3 separate regions of the Homo sapiens genome follow, and regions 1 and 3 are each linked to region 2. Evidence: chromatin contacts called from ENCODE Hi-C or POLR2A ChIA-PET data. All regions are on one chromosome and are shown on one strand. Each heading gives the region's core, a stretch centred on a gene start or an enhancer-like site at or near the end of the contact. The rest is flanking DNA. Distances are from core to core; before and after follow the strand shown. Region 1 holds the start of SYPL2 (synaptophysin like 2). Region 2 holds the start of TAF13 (TATA-box binding protein associated factor 13). Region 3 holds the start of HENMT1 (HEN methyltransferase 1).

Region 1 (4,081 bases), core at 1,148-3,647, 390 kb before region 2:
TTTTGCACAACCCCCTTTCTAAGTACTTGAAGATCATAAAAGTCTATCAGATCTTAATTCCTAGGTCATTAGTGCTGACCCCAAGACTGCATCATTTCCCTGGGCATTGCTTTGTACAGCCTTTACAGAAATGTTGTGGGTATTTGGAGTGCTGCGTGGAGGGAAGGATGGCAGGATTGAAGAAGGAAGCTTTTCAGAATCCCTCCAAGGGAGAGGAGTCCATGGTCTAATAACCTCATTGTTTCCCTTATCCTTTGACAGTCTGTCTCAAATTCTGTTGGATCCATTTGTCTAATTTAATGGTAAAATTGCTTATAATGGCTCTTCCAGTTCTGGATGCCAGTCACTCAGAGCCTTAATATCATTTTTATATGGCTCCCTCTGGCACTTGAGTGGTGGATCAGAACAGGGAAGGGGCCAAAGGCAAAAGAGCTCAATCAGCAATTGGTCTAACCACTCTTGAGGCAGTAAGAAAGGTGGAGAGTCCCCACCAGGTCCCAGAGTTTGCACTTGGGAGCTCCCAGGCTGGCCCGATAATCCCAAATGCACTTTTGCCCCTGGGTTCCAGATTTGATTATTCTCATCCAAACCATGATTTAAGAACTGGTGTCACAGTGCTAATTCTTGTCTCCAAAGCCCTGTAGAACTCAATCCTCCTCAGTATTAATGGTAACTTATTCCCTAGCTGAATTCTGTACTGAGAGCACATTAATTAAGTTATTCACACACCATTTGGTATGTGGATTGTCTAATTTAAAATCTCTTCTGCAATAGTGCACTAAATGCCCCCTACAAGTCTTTATGATTTGAGAAATTGACTGCACCTGTCCACATTCCTAATTTATACCCAGGAGGCCTTAGGCACTGGCCTAGTGAAGCAAGATAGTATTTCCACTAGACTGTAACAGGGGAAACTGAGGACCTGAGCAAGTGACTTTTTCAAGGTCACAAAGTAAGTCTAACCTAGGGCCATATTCTGGCACACCAAACTATTTAGAGCATAAGGAGACCCTAGGAAGGTTCTGATCAACATCTAACTAGTGTTGGAAATTGAAGTCCAGAGAAATGAATTGCCCAAGGTGACATAGCTGGAAAAGGCCAGTCTAGGTCTGGATCCCAGGGCCCCAGCTTCTCAGATCAGTGTTCCATTTTATTCTACATGCCACATTTTAGCCATGCCGTGATTTTTATTCTTATTTTTTTCTTTTATTTAATCATAGAACCACAAGCTCCGTTCATTCATTCATCCACTCCCTCACTCATTTACAGGAACTCGGATTACTCCAGTGACCTCAAAAGGGAACGGCGAGCCGAGAGCCTGTCCCCTGAGCCCAGTACTTGCAGGATCATCCAGGCCCTGGTGGGTTTGGGGGCAGGACGGTTTCCATCGCCTGCTTCCTTCCCTCCTTTGCCCTCTGCGGCTTCCCTCTTGGTGAAGAGCGGACCTCGTCCCCGTCGTCCTTCTCCCCCCTCCCGTCACCAAGGAGTGGTATGTGCAGGATCAGAGTTCTGGAAAGGTTACACCCGGGTCCTCTCGCCCGGGTGAAATGTGAGCGCCCTGGGCAAAGGCTCCTTGCACATAGAAGGACCGAATCCGGGACTCCGCATGCCTCGCTCTTCACCCTCCTGCCACTAAGTCCGGAGAAGCAGCCCCAGCCCGCCCCTCCCCCGCCCACCTGTCGCCGCCCCCCACCCTTCCGCCGTGGCCCGGCCGCAGCACCTCCCCAGCCCCCACCCTGGCTCCATTGCTTCAGGTCAGCGTCACAGCCCAGGCTCCCGAAATAGCCCGGGGCCGGGGCAGCGACTCACCCACTGGAGAACTTTGATGAAGCCCAGCGGCTCCTCCAGCCGCCGCCAGCGCAGCCCCACGAGTAGGCGGTCCACCTGCGGAGACACAGCCGGCCGGGGGGTCAGGGCGGTGGGGAACCCTGGGAAGGCGCTGGTCCCCTTGCCCCACTCACACGCGGTCCAGGGGTGGGATAAGTGTGCAGCCCGACATCTAGGTGGAGAGGGGCGGGTGAGAGTCCTGGGCGCGCAGGGACTACCTGCTGGCGCGGCGACTTGTCCGCCGTGCGGCCGGCGCTCTCGGTCGAGGACATGCTGGCGCGGCGAGCGCTGGGCGCGGCGTGGTGGCTTGGCTCTCTGGCCGGGAGGCGGCGGACACGGCGGGGGAGCGGGGAGCTGCAGGTCCGGGGCAGAGCAGGCGAGCGGGGCCGGAGCGCGAGCGGCCGTCGGTGGGCCGGAGTCCAGTCTGGCTGGCTGGCTGGCTGGGACGCGGGGGCGCTGCTGTTCGTGCTCTCAGAGGCTGCGGCCGCCGCGGTGCCCCGCCGGCAGCAGAAAGCCCCCGACTCGGATTCAAACTTCTGTCAAACTCGCAGCGAACTTGGCCGCCGGGTCACGTGGCGTGCGCTCCCGAACCCTCCTCCCGCCCCCTCTGCTCCCTTTCTCCGCTCGCCGGGCACCTTAAAGGGACCAGAGGCCTCCGTGGTTAGTTCCGCCGCGGGGCGGGGGGGACTCCGGGTCCTCCTCGCCGAAGCCTCCGGGACCGGTCCCCACCGAGACACCGCGGCCGTCGGAAACCCTAGCCAGGCGCACCTGGACGCACAGGCTTCAGGTTTATCCTTCCCTATTTTCCTGGATTGCAAACTGCCCAGCGCCGGTTTTTCTCCTCTTCCATACCAGAATATCCAGAACGTAAAAGATTCTCAAAAGGCACGATCAGGGCTGTGAAACAAGGTTCTAAGCCTCACGATTAACATACCGCCAGTACCGACAAAAGGGCGATAGAATATAAGCTGCTGATTTTTTATCCTGTCTAGCTAGGTATTGTTTTGATTTTTTTTTAAAACAACAAAAGACATTTGTATGTTAGTGATTTAAAAGTTATTGGCCAGGCTTGGTGGCTCACGCCTGCAATCCCAGCACTTTGGGAGGCCGAGGCCAGAAGATCACGAGGTCAGGAGTTCGAGACCAGTCTGGCCAACATAGTGAAACCCCGTCTCTACTAAAAATACAAAAAATTAGCCGGGTGTGGTGATGTGCGCCTGTAATCCCAGCTACTCAGGAGGCTGAGGCAGGAGAATTGCTTGAACCCGGGAGGTGGAAGTTGCAGTGAGCCGAGATCGCGCCATTGCACTCCAGCCCTGGCGACAGTCCAAGACTCTGTCTCCAAAAAAAAAGTTATTAATCTTTAACAAGTAGAAACTTAATCTCCTTTAAAATGGTCATTACCATTTAAATGAGAGTGAAAAAAGGTCTTTGAGGAATGAGGCGCAAAGAATATATTGAAACGTACTGAAAAGTTGACGTCTGGCTAGGCGCGGTGGCTCAAGCCTGTAATCCCAGCACTTTGGGAGGCGGAGGCGGGTGTATCACTTGAAGCCAGGAGTTCGAGACCAGCCTGGCCAACATGGTGAAACCCTGTCTCTATTAAAAATACAAAAATTAGCAGGGCGTGGTGGCACGTGCCTGTACTCCTAGCTACTCCGAAGGGTAAGGCACGAGAATTACTTGAACCCGGGAGGCGGAGGTTGCAGTGAGCCGAGATTGCACCACTGCACTCCAGCCTGGACAACAGAGCAAGACTGTGTCAAAAAAAAGAAAAAAAGAAAAAGAAAAAAGGCAGACAGAAGTGGGGAGAGAGAGAGAGGAAAAAAAAAGAAAGAAAAAGAACGGGAAGGGAAGGGAAGAAGGGAAGGGAAGGGACTGGTTGGGTTGAAGTCGTTGCATTTTTTTAACTGTAACTTGGTCTCTAACTTTTGAAAAGCATTTGGCAGGGGTGAGCAGTTGAGAATATTCCACACTTGGTTTACGAGAGCATAAATATAAGTAGTAAAAGGTTAAGTGATTTGTCCAAGGACAAATTCCTGTGCACTGGCTTGTAAATATGTATCCGTCTCATCCAAGTCATTCCTGCAGGTCCGCCCCCCCAACCGCTCCCCCCAGCACATCAGAATGAATGCCTTTTGAACAAACATTTGGCTATTATCTATACAAGTCGCTTCCCTATTGAGTAAGTGCCTTCCCAGAGCCTTGGGATTTAGAGAGAGACGTGAGGAAGGCAGCTCGGGCTGGATCAGGC
Region 2 (3,775 bases), core at 1,022-3,521:
ATAATATCCTAACAGGATCCAGTGATCCAGTGGCCAGGAGGTCAGGCATAAAGGTAATATAAAAGTAAAGTAAAAATAGTAACATTTGTTTCAATATATAAATACTCAGGTATGATGGCACTAGGGGGGGATAATGAAGATTTCAGATGCTTCTACCTATATGTAGAATTGCTTTGAATGCAGACTGATTTGGGTGAGTATTGTCGACCTAAAAGGAAGAAGCTGAGGCAAAATTAATATAAATAGAGAGTTTATTTGGGCCAAACTTGAGGATTACAACTCAGCAGCATAAAGTTGCCTAGAATATACACTCTAAGATTAGCAGCAGGTACAAGTGGATTTTTAAAGGAAAAGAATGAGGACAGGGAGTGGGCTGATACAAAGTTGTCTTTAAGGAGTTCTCATTGGTTCACAAAAATAACATTGATTAGTAATTGGCTAAACATTATCAAGCTATAGGGTGTGCGATATGGTGTCTGATGGGGCATAATTAGGCTAATTTATAACTAATACTTGTGGCAATAGCAAGCGGTTTTAAGACATAAATACATAGCTCAAAAGGGGGCAAGCAGGATGTGATTGCCTCTCATTTTAATGCCTCTTTGGGCCTAATAATTTAACTCACATTCCTCAAATCAAAGTTATTTTTTCATTATTCACTATTCAAATTATTACAAGTGATGTTGCTTTTGGTGACGTTATTTCTTGAAATGGTACACAGCTCTTAATGAATTCCAGACCAAACAAAATACAATTACTATTCAATTTTGGGGTAATAACATTCCTAGAAACTTCAACGTACATTAAAAGTGTGGGAAAATGCTTTGTGTTTATTTTTTTAATTTTTATTTTTTGAGGTGGAGTCCCGCTCTGTCACCAGGCTGGAGTGCAGTGGCACAATCCCGGCTCACTGCAACCTCTGCCTCCCGGGTTCAAGCGATTCTCCTGCCTCAGCCTCCCGAGTAGCTGGGATTACAGGCGTGCGCCACTACGCCCAGCTAATTTTTGTACTTTTAATAGAGACGGGGTTTCATCATGTTGGCCAGGATGGTCTTGATCTCCTGACTTTGTGATCCGCCCACCTCGGCCTCCCAAAGTGCTGGGATTACAGGCGTGAGCCACTGCGCCCGGCCGCTTTGTGTTTATTAACAAAGATAGGTTCAACTCTCAGATAATTAGTTTTCACTCACCGAATGTTCAGCAGGACATTCAGAAATCGTGTGTATTACGGGATTTTCTTTATGTAGCATCATCTGTTACACTGTAGGGACATTTATATTATATCCCTAGCTCTGGCCTTCCGATGCCTGTGGTTTTGCCAGCCATTGTTCTGACCAAAAGCCTTCCCCGGTGGACACGGTGGCTCACACTTGTAATCCCAGCACTTTGGGAGGCAGAGCGGGGCAGATCGCTTGAGGCCATGAGTTCCAGACCAGCCTGGGCAATGTGGGGAAACCCCATCTCTACTAAAAATACAAAAATTAGCTGGGCATTGGTGGTGTGCGCCTGTAATCCCAGCTACTTGGAGGCTGAGGTGGGAGGATGGCTTGAGCCCAGCAGGTCTAGGCTGCAGTGAACCCTGATTGCGCCACTTCACTCCATCCCGGGGGACAGTGAGGTTGTGTCTCAAAAAAACAAAAATAAGGCCGGGCATGGTGGCGCACGCCTGTAATCCCAGCTACTCGGGAGGCTGAGGAAGGAGAATCACTTGAGCCCGGGAGGCAGAGGTTGCAGTGGGCCGGGATCGCGCCACTGCACACTTCAGCCTGGGCGACAGAGTGAGACTTCGTCTCAAAAAAAAAAAAAAAAAAAATCAAAAAACCTTCACAAAATTTTAAATGCTTAGTCTCGGGACACCATCTCTTGGAAATTTGTGATGAAGCACAGTATCCCCAATAATTAACACAGTGCTTAGAAACAGTGGAACTACAAATCTTTAAAATGATTTAAAAGCATATTTGTCTGATAAAGGACTGCTGGCTTGCCCTCCTATGATCCATAGCTTCGCAGTCCCCAAACAAGAAGCTGTGATTCAATACGCAGTAGCAAATTCAGGGTGACAACGAGATACTCGCGACCTAGCCCGTGATTTCCTTTTCTTTGTTAGTTTTCAATTCCTTCGGGATTACAGGGAGGCGCTCCGGCCTCCTCCCTTAGAGACTGTCGCATTTCCGCCGCTAGGCCGGAAAGCACCACCGTCCTCCCGCAGGCCGCAGAGGGCTAGGCCCAGCTACGGCCCCGCGCGTCACCGGAAGTGAGGCGGCGGAAGTAGTGTAACCAGCTGGGAGCCAGCCGGCAGGACGCTGTGAGTTGGCGTGCTAGTGGGATGGCAGATGAGGAAGAAGACCCCACGGTGAGTGACCGTCTCTGTCCAAAACCTGTCTTTTCTTCACTCCTTCGGGCTCAGTAGCGGAGGCAGAGTTCAGGATCGGGTCTGCTTGCCTTAGTGAATTCAGCGGACAGAGTTCGGGGACTTCACGCCCTAAGGATTGATCATTTTAGAAAGTGGGGAAGGACATGAAGGAAGAGTAGGTTTTGTGACCCCTTTCCCCTTGATTTTGGTCTGTATTTGCCAGACACTGAAACACGTACAGAATCATCAGAGATCAAAACTAACATCTATTAGCGCGCACTATGAGCCAACAGTTCAATTGTTAACAAAACTGTACTTACTGTGAAGTAATGGGAAAAGAATGCATTGAAAGTCAGACAGCCTGGATTTCAAAATTTCCATTCTCTCTGAGCAAGTTATTTAACTTTGAACATCAGTTTTCTTTTTATAAAATAGGGTTACGGGCTTACTTAAGGAACGTTTTTAGCACTGTATAAGCAAATGCATAGGAAATATTAGTTTTGCTTACTACAAAGTCTACAAAGGTAGACTTTGATTCAGTATCAACTGTTTAACAGTAACAGTAGTAATAGGCCACCTTAGTTGTTTAAAAATAAAACTTATGGTCATTGGAACTCTTACAAGTAGAAGCAGTAGGATTATTAGTTAGGAACATTGTAGAAGCCATTTTTGCATGAGTTGGAAGTTGGACTAGATACATAGGCTCCTTCAATGCTAAGGTTTCGTGGTTTTTTTTTTTGCTGCTTCCTTTGGCTTTCTGGCCTATCTGTTGAAAAGGAAAAAAAAATGTCATTATTAAAATATCAAATGCAAGGCAATTATTTGACATTTCTATATATACATTTTAACTTCTAGTTTGAGGAAGAAAATGAAGAAATTGGAGGAGGTGCAGAAGGTGGACAGGGTAAAAGAAAGAGACTTTTTTCTAAAGAATGTAAGTAGTATTTGACAATGATTTTGTTATAGATGATGAAAACTTTTGGACATGTCCTTTCAAAGTAGCTTTATTGCTTTGAATGTTTCCCTGTAGGGATAATATTCTCAGACTAGCCTATCAAATTCTGTTTAACTTTTGAATCAGATAGTACCAATCCTAACCCCAATTGTGTGTGTGTGTATAAATTGCTTTTTTTTTTTTTTTGAGACGGAGTCTCGCTCTGTCGCCCAGGCTGGAGTGCAGTGGCGCAATCTCTGCTCACTGCAAGCTCCGCCTCCCGGGTTCATGCCATTCTCCTGCCTCAGCCTCCTGAGTAGCTGGGACTACTGGCGCCGGCCACCACGCCCACCTAATTTTTTTTGTGTGTTTTTATTTTGCTTTATTTTATTTTTTTAATTTTTTTAGTATTTATTGATCATTCTTGGGTGTTTCTCAGAGAGGGGTATTTGGCGGGGTCATAGGACAATAGTGGAGAGAAGGTCAGC
Region 3 (3,574 bases), core at 484-2,983, 410 kb after region 2:
TCATCATCAAGATTCATCCATGTGGCAGCAAATGTCAGAATTTCACTCCTTTTAAAGGTTGATTTTCCTGAAACTCTGATTGGAAAAATAAAGGCTGAATATTCCATTGTATGTATATCACATTTTGTTTATTCATCCTTTAATGGACATTTGGGTTGTTTCCACATTTTGGCTACTGTGAATAATGCTGTTACGAACTTTGGTGTACAAATACCTGTTTGAATTCCTGCTTTGAGTATATACCCAGAAGTGAATTTATTATTTAAACATTCTATTTTAAATTACATCCTGTAGTAAGGTGTACACTCCTTTAATGAAGTCTGCTAAAACTAGTTTCCCCAAGTCAACAGGAACCTCTCAAACTGTAATGTGAAATTATCACTGAGTGTTTTTTCTTTTTAGACATGGTCTGGTTCTGTCGCCCAGACTGGAGTGCAGTGGTGCAATCATAGCTCACTGCAGGCTCAGATTCCTGGGGTCAAGTGATCCTCCGGCCTCAGCCTCCCAAACAGTTGGGACCACAGGCAGGCACCACCATGCCCAGCTAATTTCTTTTTTTTTTTGGTAGAGACGGGGTCTCACACTCCGGGGCTCAAGTGATCCCCCAAAGTGCTGGGATTACAGGCGGAAGCCACGGTGCCGGGCCTTATGATTGAATTTTTGAAGCTTATTGTTAGTTATGTACTTCTTTACCTATGACACTAGACTCCCCAAAATGCCAAAAACAAGATTGGTGTAATTTATCATTGTGGTACCCTTAAGCTGTCAGCATAGTGCTTTGCATACAGCAGGCGTTAAATGTTTGAAAATACAGTTCCAATATATCATTTGTGGCATATTAATAGGCTATTAATTCAGTAGCAAAAACACCAGCTTTTGCATCTTTCAAAATATAAGTCAATCTTTTTTCCCTAAAGAAGGCAGCTTCGTCCCTCCCCTCACCCCCCTAATACTCTTCCATCATATACAGGAAAGAAAGTACTTATATATATTAAGTGGAGTCTCCAGAGGGAAGGATGGCAGGATACAATAACTTTTCCAAGAGATCAACAGTTCTATCCACAACACTCGGGGAAAACTATTTCGGGGGTCGGGTGGCGGTGGAGAGGGGGCGTTGGGAGCGGAAAGAACGTTTTTCTGAACGCAGGTGTCACTGGGCCAACTTCACCCAGCCTACATTCCTTTAAGGCCCCCGTGGACTGCTCTGGGATGAAAGCGGAGGCTGACTGGGACTCCAGCCGCCGGCCGCCTCGCGTGGAGCCTTGCTGCTCCTCTTGCCGCCTTCCGCTGGCCAGGACCGTTTTTAGGCCTTTGCCACGCCTCGGGAGCGCCACGAACTCAACAGCCGCCCAAGCCGCCTTCCGGCTCGCGGTCTGCGGACGCGCTCGGAGTTGGGGGCCTTCGCCAACAGCTGCCGTACCGTGCCGCGTCGCAGCCGCACGCTAGCGGGGTCAACGGCGCGGCAGGCGCAGGGGTCCTCGCCAAGGTTCGGAAGAGGACCTTGAAAATGGCTTCTGGGCATGCGCCACAGCGGCCGTTACGAGACGCAAAACCGACGCCTTGGAACTGAGAGCCTAGAGGGACGGAGCTCGGCGCACCATGAGGCTCCCGGGGCCCAAGGCCGACCGTGAGAGCGCACGAGGTTGGCGAGCCCCGCGGGGAGGCCGAGGCGCGGGTGCGGGCGCCGGCGTAGCCGCGGCGGTAGCGTCACGCAGCGAGGCCGTGCGTGCGCGGGCGTCAGGGCGGCGCTGAGTTGAGGACGCTGGCGGCTCCGCGACGAGCTTTGTTTTTTCGGTTGGGCATGCTGCTTACCGCAGGATGATGGAAGCGACGGCCCGTACAAAGACAGAAGCGTTGGTTTCAGTGAGCAGGGTTTCTTTTTCTTTTTCTTTTTTTTTTTTTGAGACGGAGTCTCGCTCTGTCGCCCAGGCTGGAGTGCAGTGGCGGGATCTCGGCTCACTGCAAGCTCCGCCTCCCGGGTTCATGCCATTCTCCTGCCTCAGCCTCCCAAGTAGCTGGGACTACAGGCGCCCGCCACTACGCCCGGCTAATTTTTTGTATTTTTAGTAGAGACGGGGTTTCACCGTTTTAGCCGGGATGGTCTCGATCTCCTGACCTCGTGATCCGCCCGCCTCGGCCTCCCAAAGTGCTGGGATTACAGGCGTGAGCCACCGCGCCCGGCCAGGGTTTCTTAATACAAGTTGGTGACTAACATGTTGCCTAGATTCCAGATTAAAGTCTAGTTGTTGGAGACACATGTGCAATAGAGAACTAAAATTTAAATTCAAGTTCGTGAGTGAATTGAATAGATGTTGGAGCATCTCTAGTTTATCAAGGACACTTTTTTTCCCCCTCGAAATTTCATTTTGACGATGTGTGGAAAAATTTTTGAAAAAATTTGAAGTTGAGGGTCTTAGCAATGAAATGGGCAGAACTCCTAAGATTGCTCCGTTTGTATCTAGTTGAACTATTCATGATAGTAAAGGGAAAGGATGGCTGTTTTCGCTCTTAGTAGGGTTTGACGTAGTGAAAAGTTACGCTTTCTGAGCCTGTTTGCGAATGTCTGAAAAAATACTGGATACATTCTGTGGATTAAATGGTAGTCCACATTTAATCCACAGATTGGCTATTGTGAATAATGCTATGAACTTCGGTGTATAAATATCTGTTCGAGTCCTGCTTTCGTGTTTTTTTTTTTTTTTTTGAGTACTCAGAGGTGAATTCATTATTTACTTTTAAGCGTTCTATTTAAATTATATACTGTAGTAAGGAGTAAGAAAGAGGCTTTCGTTCTTCCCTTCTGAACTAGGCAGCTATTTCTTTCAGGTATCGCTTTACAAAAACGGTTTTGTATTTATTACAGCTGAGTCAGTGCTGATTCTCTCAAATAGAGCTTGAAGGATAAATCTTCATTTTTGTTTCAACAAAACTTCGAAACAAAATGGAAGAAAATAATCTACAGGTAATGCCACCCTTCTTAGCTGCGTCTTTGACTCTTAAGAATTATCACCTGGATGTATTGTGAGATAATTGCAAACAAAATTGATCACATTTAGGTCCTAGCATTTCCCGGGGTGTTGGTTGAGGTAAACAAGGGTATACATAGATGAAAGAGTCACATTTGGTGTATGTAAGTAAAATAAATGTTTTTACTTTTATCACTAGGTGTTAAAGTAGCAAAATCTATTTTAAAAACACTCTAAGTAGTGTTCCCCAATGTGGTTGTGTATATGGATCACCTGGGGATTTTGTTAAGTTGCAGATTCTGTTTAAGGAGGTCTAGGGTGAGGCCCAAGCTTTTGTGTTTCTAAAGTTTCTAGGTGAAGATGCCACTGGTTTGGAAACCACATTGGGAGTACCTAGGGTGTAGCTCCCTGCTGTCCAGTAGCTACACATGGCAAGTGGGCACTTGAAATGTGGCTAGTGGAATTGAGGAACCGAACTTTAATTTTTTTTTTTTTTAAGACAGGGTCTTGCTCTGTTGCCCAGGCTGGAATGCACTTGCCCAGTCACGGTTAACTGCAACGCTGACCACCTGGGCTCATAACTTCATTTTTAATTTTAAGTTTAAAAT

What was found. A loop is a pair of places that touch in the nucleus more often than their neighbours do. ChIA-PET counts read pairs that join two places held with the same protein, here RNA polymerase II (POLR2A). Pooled maps may share reads with other maps.
Region 1: POLR2A ChIA-PET joins it to region 2 with 10 read pairs in AG04450. The contact joins the promoter of SYPL2 here to the promoter of TAF13 in region 2. POLR2A ChIA-PET finds 5 or more read pairs at or near these places in 3 of 52 experiments (A673, AG04450 and OCI-LY7).
Region 3: a loop to region 2 is called in a pooled map, with 8 times the contacts of the local background. The contact joins the promoter of HENMT1 here to the promoter of TAF13 in region 2. A Hi-C loop is called at or near these places in 6 of 50 pooled maps. POLR2A ChIA-PET finds 5 or more read pairs at or near these places in 4 of 52 experiments (A673, CD4-positive, alpha-beta T cell, CD4-positive, alpha-beta memory T cell and 1 more).

What each region holds. Positions count from the first base shown.
Region 1 is chr1:109,464,862-109,468,942 of GRCh38, reverse strand. SYPL2 (synaptophysin like 2) reads right to left here and starts at 2,397. Exons shown (of 6, transcript NM_001040709.2): 1 at 2,046-2,397; 2 at 1,810-1,884. The coding sequence starts at 2,099. RefSeq lists enhancers at 1,965-2,464, 2,465-2,966.
Region 2 is chr1:109,074,499-109,078,273 of GRCh38, reverse strand. TAF13 (TATA-box binding protein associated factor 13) reads left to right here and starts at 2,271. Exons shown (of 4, transcript NM_005645.4): 1 at 2,271-2,353; 2 at 3,209-3,287. The coding sequence starts at 2,327. RefSeq lists enhancers at 2,014-2,263, 2,364-2,423, 3,028-3,775.
Region 3 is chr1:108,659,252-108,662,825 of GRCh38, reverse strand. It overlaps HENMT1 (HEN methyltransferase 1), which reads left to right and starts at 1,733. Exons shown (of 8, transcript NM_001102592.2): 1 at 1,733-1,863; 2 at 2,864-2,962. The coding sequence starts at 2,942. RefSeq lists enhancers at 836-1,424, 1,425-2,014 and a silencer at 1,600-1,769.